Regions from separate parts of the Mus musculus genome. Here region 1 is linked to region 2. Evidence: chromatin loops called from intact Hi-C (ENCODE). Cell type or tissue: left cerebral cortex. All regions are shown on one strand. Links, peaks and the distances in the headings refer to the core of each region. The heading gives the core; the rest is flanking DNA.

What was found. A loop is a pair of places that touch in the nucleus more often than their neighbours do. Peaks named below come from ENCODE experiments on the same cell type or tissue, not always from the same donor. Only the 100,000 strongest peaks of a DNase experiment are listed, where the experiment ranks them.
Region 1: a loop joins it to region 2, with 2.2 times the contacts of the local background. A loop is called at or near these places in 7 of 42 quality-filtered maps.

The regions. Positions count from the first base shown.
Region 1 is chr8:71,609,674-71,612,577 of GRCm38, forward strand. Colgalt1 (collagen beta(1-O)galactosyltransferase 1) reads left to right here and starts at 1,351. Exons shown (of 12, transcript NM_146211.3): 1 at 1,351-1,771; 2 at 2,411-2,521. The coding sequence starts at 1,527. In left cerebral cortex, for the core only: CTCF peaks have their summits at 647 (motif pointing right), 1,595 and 1,796; a DNase peak (open chromatin) is centred at 1,389; H3K4me3 peaks cover 1,867 bases; H3K27ac peaks cover 1,256 bases.
Region 2 is chr8:71,659,226-71,662,129 of GRCm38, forward strand. It overlaps Unc13a (unc-13 homolog A), which reads right to left. Exons shown (of 44, transcript NM_001029873.2): 8 at 2,594-2,626; 9 at 1,217-1,424. Among named protein-coding and RNA genes, the nearest start is that of Unc13a, 11 kb to the right of the region's middle. In left cerebral cortex, for the core only: a CTCF peak has its summit at 1,749 (motif pointing left); a DNase peak (open chromatin) is centred at 1,743.

The DNA of each region.
Region 1 (2,904 bases), core at 203-2,702, 50 kb before region 2:
GGTGGTTGTACACACCCTTTCTCATTCTCCCTTCCCCCACCGTGATGTCACTCAATCCTTGGGGCCAGTCAGCGAGTGCAGCTCCCCAGTAAAACTACCCATCTTTAATATAATCGAATCTGGCATAAATTGGCTCATTTCACCAGTGGTGGAGAAATAACCTATCAGGAGATGTCTTGTGGACCCTAGGGTCCTCTAGAGGCTAGGGACCAGAGTAGGAAAATCTATGTGGATTTTACCAGTCTGCTGGCCTGGTGGTATATGCCTGTCCCAGAACACAGGAGAATGAAGCAGAAGTATAGCTGTGAATTTATAGAGTGAGCTTGCCGAGTAAGAACCTGTTTTAAAAACAAACCAGGAGAAATGGGCTAGTGGGATGGTTCTGTAGGTAAAGGTGCTCAGACCTGAGTGGTGTTCTATTTCCAACACCACACAGTGGTTGACAACTATCCGCAACTCCAGTTCTAGAGGAGTTGATGCCCTCTTTTAACCTCCTTGGAGAACAGGGACACACACACACACACACACACACACACGTTATACAGCCGTACATGTAGGCAAAACACTGAAACACAGAAAATGAAAACAACAGTAAGAGCAGGAAGGGGCGCACACAAGCCATTTTTTTTTTTAAGATTTATTTGTTATTATAACAATAGTACACTGTAGCTGTCTTCAGACACACCAGAAGAGGGAGTCAGATCTTGTTACGGATGGTTGTGAGCCACCATGTGGTTGCTGGGATTTGAACTCTGGACCTTCGGAAGAGCAGTCGGGTGCTCTTACCCGCTGAGCCATCTCACCAGCCCCACACAAGCCATTTTTAAGAAGGCCAGAGGGCAATACAATTTGGGGACTGAGGATTCTGGATCCTCAGACATGGTAGCAAGCGATTTTACCCACTGAGCCATTTCGCTGGCTTTTTTTTTTTTTAATGATTTTTCGAGACAGGCTTTCTCTGTGTAGCCCTGGCTGTCCTGGAACTCACTCTGTGGACCAGGCTGGCCATGACCTCAGAAATCCGCCTGCCTCTGCCTCCCAAGTGTTGGGATTAAAGGCGTGGGCCACCACTGCCCGGCTCGATGGCTTCTTAAATGGAGCAACGAACAAACAAAAATAACCATGTCGCAACCTTGGAAACTGAGATGACATGGTTCTAAATAGAAGAAGCTTCTGTAAAGAGCCACCGCGTGAGATTAGAGGGCTCCAAAACAGAACACTCTCAGGGCGTGGTCAAAGAACTGTCTGTGTCTTTAAAGCTCGAGCTAGGGGCGGGGCTTCCGGAACCTCCCCGCAAGTGACGTCTTGTGACCGGGTTATTGCGGTCGGCGGAAAGCAGTGGAAGCTTTTAAAGGCGTAGCCTTGTCATGCCTCTCTCCAGGACTCACAGTATGACCCGCGGGCCACTTCCCTTTAAGGAGCGTGTCAGGGGTGGGACCTGGATGTGTCCTTCCCGCCGCCGACTCCTTTAAGGCGCGGCCCTCGTCCCCCGGCAGAAAAGCTGCTTAAAGGCGACGCGTGGCGCGATGGCGGCGTTGCCACGCGGGTCACGCGGGCTGCCGCTGCTGCCACTGCTCCTACTGCTGCCGCCGCTGGGCGGCCCGCGCGGCGCGGACGGCTACTTTCCAGAGGAGCGCTGGAGCCCCGAGTCCCCGCTACAGGCGCCGCGCGTGCTCATCGCGCTGCTGGCGCGGAACGCGGCACCCGCGCTGCCCGCCACGCTGGGCGCCCTGGAGCAGCTGCGCCACCCACGGGAGCGCACGGCGCTGTGGTGAGCTGCGGGCCCTTGCGCGGTGCACCGGGACTAGGCGGGACTCAAGTCTCTACCGGAGGGAGGTTGCTATGCACTTGGGCTCGGCTGTGCGCTGCGGAGACTCGGTCCTCTTTCTGAGGACCTGAGTTATGTACCCCAGGGATTACGCACTTGAGGGGGCTCGGCTCTATATCCATAGTGCCCGGGCTCGTCCCCACTGCGGCTTGGGACCCCAAGCTGCTGCCTCCTCCCCTCAGGTACTTAGGAATCTGTTCTGATTTGCTGCCAGCCCTCACAGCGAGCTACCATCCTAGAACCTCTGACTCCTTAGAATGGGCCAGGCTGGTGCTTCCAGACCCTTATAGCGAACTCCGGGACTTCCAGATAAGATTCCTGAGGCTCGGGCCAGCATTCCACGCTAACAAAGTTAATGAACTTATCTTTGTGACAGGGTCTCACACCAATGTGCTTTCCAAACCAGCAGGTTCTGTTCAGTTGTGTACTAGTGAGCTGGGTGTCATCTTTACTCCCCTGTCACCGATGGATGGGCAACAGGCTTGGAGTGTAGCGAGTTTTATCCAGGGTGTTATAGCTGATGGGTCTGAGCCAGGTTGGGAAACCCCCAGTGCCATCATCTTGTCCTGTCTGTGCTCACAGGGTGGCCACAGATCACAACACTGACAACACTTCAGCCATACTTCGAGAGTGGCTGGTGGCAGTGAAGGGTTTATACCACTCTGTGGAGTGGCGACCGGCAGAGGAACCCAGGTGAGCCTCAAATCCCCGACTGGAGTACTGAAGCTTGGGAAGGTAGGATCTAGAATGCTCCAGTTCTATCGTCAGCTTCCCCACCAGGTCCCTATCCTCTCAGCAGACCTTTGTCCCGTTGTCCTTCACTCCATTGTGCAACTTTGGACACAGCTGCCACACCTTTGTGGCTGAATTCCTTTGTGTCTGGTGGCTACCTACTGCTGTGTCTAGGGTCTTGCCAGCATCCACTCTCCTGTTTAACTTCCTGATAAGCCTGTCTTACTGTATAGTTCAGACTGAGGCCAGTTGCCAGCCTGTCTTATTGTGTAGTTCAGACTGAGGCAGTTGCCAGCCTCCTGTCTCAGTCTCCTGAGTGCTAGAATCACCCAGCACTACTGCAT
Region 2 (2,904 bases), core at 259-2,758:
GCACTGGCTTAACTGAGACTCACAGACCCTTGCTCTACTGGTATAGCTTCAGCCATCTCAACAGTCTCAACCTGTGCACCCACTCTTCCTTCCCTGCAGCCCGTGACACTCTGCCACGCCCAGTCATCTATTATAAGCTCCTAATGTTCAACCTAGATTATTCCAAACGGAACCTGTCCCTGCCCATAGCCAAACCACCTTGTTTGGCAGTTTGGATGTCAACCAGGGGTGATGTGCACACACACACTCCTAGTAGTGAGGTTTTGAAGTGCACCGCAGGGCTGAGCTGGCCGAGAGGCTGGAGTCCACCACCCCTGCTTACTAAAGGGTAGGATTGGCTGTACCAAGAGTCTTCCCTACTGGCTTCCATAGGCTGGGTCTGAATCCATTCCAATGAGTCCCCTGGCTCCTCGAACCCTTGATGGAAACCTTCACCTTTGATGGGGAGATCCCAGCACCATGCTCGTCCCTGTCCTCAACTGACCCCACAGCAGGTCCTGGTCCACTCATGCCCTTTGCAGATGCATGAGCTAGCACTAGCCACAACAGGCAACATGGGGATCAGGGTAGTGGTCTCAGTACACAGACTCTGCCTTGAGTCCATTGCTGTTCCTTAGGCCTCTCCACAGACAAGCTTAGGGGGCCCACACCCTGTCCCACCATCTGTCCCTCCCAGAGATTGCCACCAGACACCACCAGTCAAGCATGAGAGTACTTGCAGTTCAGTTGGCATAGTGCCTGAGTAGCATGTGTGAAGCCTTGGCTTTCATCCCTGGCATAGCATAAACCAGGAGTGGTACCTGTCATTGTTACAGCTGGTAGGTTAGGGCAGGAAGCACATGGAGCCAGAACATTTAAAAGGGGACTCGTACACAGGAAGAGAGGTGGCACCTAAGCCTTGCTTTTGTTTTTTTGAGACAGGGTCTCATGTAGTCCAGGCTATCCCACAACTCCCTACACAACTAGGAAAGGCTCTGGAAGCTACAAGAAAAGTGCCAAGGACTAACATAGGTCTCAGTGGGGTATAAGGGCTTGCCACCAAGCCTGGTGACCTGAGTTCAAAGCCACAAAGCAGTGGGGAGAGAGGGAAGCCAACAACTTGTTATATATAACACACGTACCCCCAAACAAAATAAATGTAATTTTAAAATGTAAATAGAAATGTTCTGTGAGATGAGCCCGTGCATTCCCGGCCACTCCCCCGCTCCACAGCCACCTGAGCGCCCGCGGCTCAGAGAACTCCTCATAGCTGTGCATGGAGTCACTGTAGGACTCCCGGGACCCCAGAGGGGGCGGTCGCACGGAGTACTGGTGCACAGAGGCGTTGGGCTGCGAAGTCGTATAGTAGGGCGGTGGGATGCTGTTGCTGGTCTCACTCCTATAGTCACTGTCCCGGTCATCCACCGCACTGTCGGGGTCGTCATCTGCAAGGAAGAGGAGGGAGAGGAAGGGTGAAGACTGGAGAGCACACAGTGGGTCTAAGCCAGCCTCCCTCTGGGGCGTCGTCAAACTCTGCTATAGCACTGACATAGGCTCTAGCAGGACAGAAGGAAGCTTCCGGTGTGTCAGCTCTCCGGCCTGGAAGGACAGGGACCCAGCTGTGCGGCCTGGGAGGATGGAAATTCAGTTGTGCCACCTGGGAGGACGGTGATCCATCGACTGGGATACGACCAGTGCTGTGAAGGGGACTCTGGTTTCACGGAGCCGCTCATGCTCACTTCCTAGCAGAGCGCGCCCTCTAGCGGTCGCTGAACAAATGTCAATCAGGACCGTTAGCCGCGCTCACTGCAGAAACTAGACCTGGTTATCTAGCTTTTGTTTTTAGCTAAAGCTACATACAGGAAAGACACCCAAACTGGAGTCTGTGCTTTCTACCAACTGTTTATAAAAGTATTATATTATTCTGGACGTGGTGGCGCATGCCTTTAATCCCAGCACTTGGGAGTCAGAGGCAGGTGGATCTCTGAGTCTGAGGCCAGCCTATCTACATACACAGTAAGTTCCAGGACAGTCAGGGCAACACAGAGAAACCCTGCCTCGAAAAAAAAAATATTACATGTATTCATTGTAGGGGCACGTGTGACACAGCACGTGTATAGAAGCCAGAGAAAATATTGCAGGAATCAGCTCTCGCCTTCTGCTGTGGGTGACAGAGACTGAGCTCAGATCCCTGAGTTCCCACTGAGCCATCCCACCTGCTCCAACATAGGGTTTTTGACCAAACTGCCTACCACTTTGGCTTGGAGAGAATCATCTACTTTGGGCCCCACTAGCTTCCCTGTGACACAACCAGACTGAGGCTTTAACCAGAAGTATCTGCTTTGTACAGGCGACACTGGAACCAAGGGCCTCATGGATGTTGGGCTAATGGTCGACAAGGGTAAGGATGTCTTAGGAAACTGGTTTTCCCTCAAGGACATGGCCCTGGCTGCTGTTGACGACCAGGCCCCATTCTCCTGCATCAGTGTGACATGGGGTCACTTCTAGAGTGGTGACAGGGGAACAGAGATGGGGATGTGAGGGTGAGGTCACATATGGGGCCACGTAATGAGGGGCCTTGGGGTCTTCAAGATGCCCACTTCTCTTTACTTACTCTGTTCTCCCCAGCCAAAGTAATTCCAGTTGCCTAGGAGGGAACAGGCACAGTGAACCTCAGCTGCCCTCTCTTCCCGCAGCCCCACCCCCACCCCCCAGCAAGGAAGGCTTATGACTTTCCCCCAGGGCACCACCTTTCCAAGCCCCCATACTATCTCCAGCAGGGGGATTTTAAAAAGCAAAACAAAAGACAAACCTACAAACAAACAAACAAAACCCCCCCAGGGGCTGTGCCTCCCCCTCCTCCTCTTGGTCTGAGGATCTGAGATAGAGTCTCTCATAGGCTCTTGTGCTCCCCAACCAGGCTGG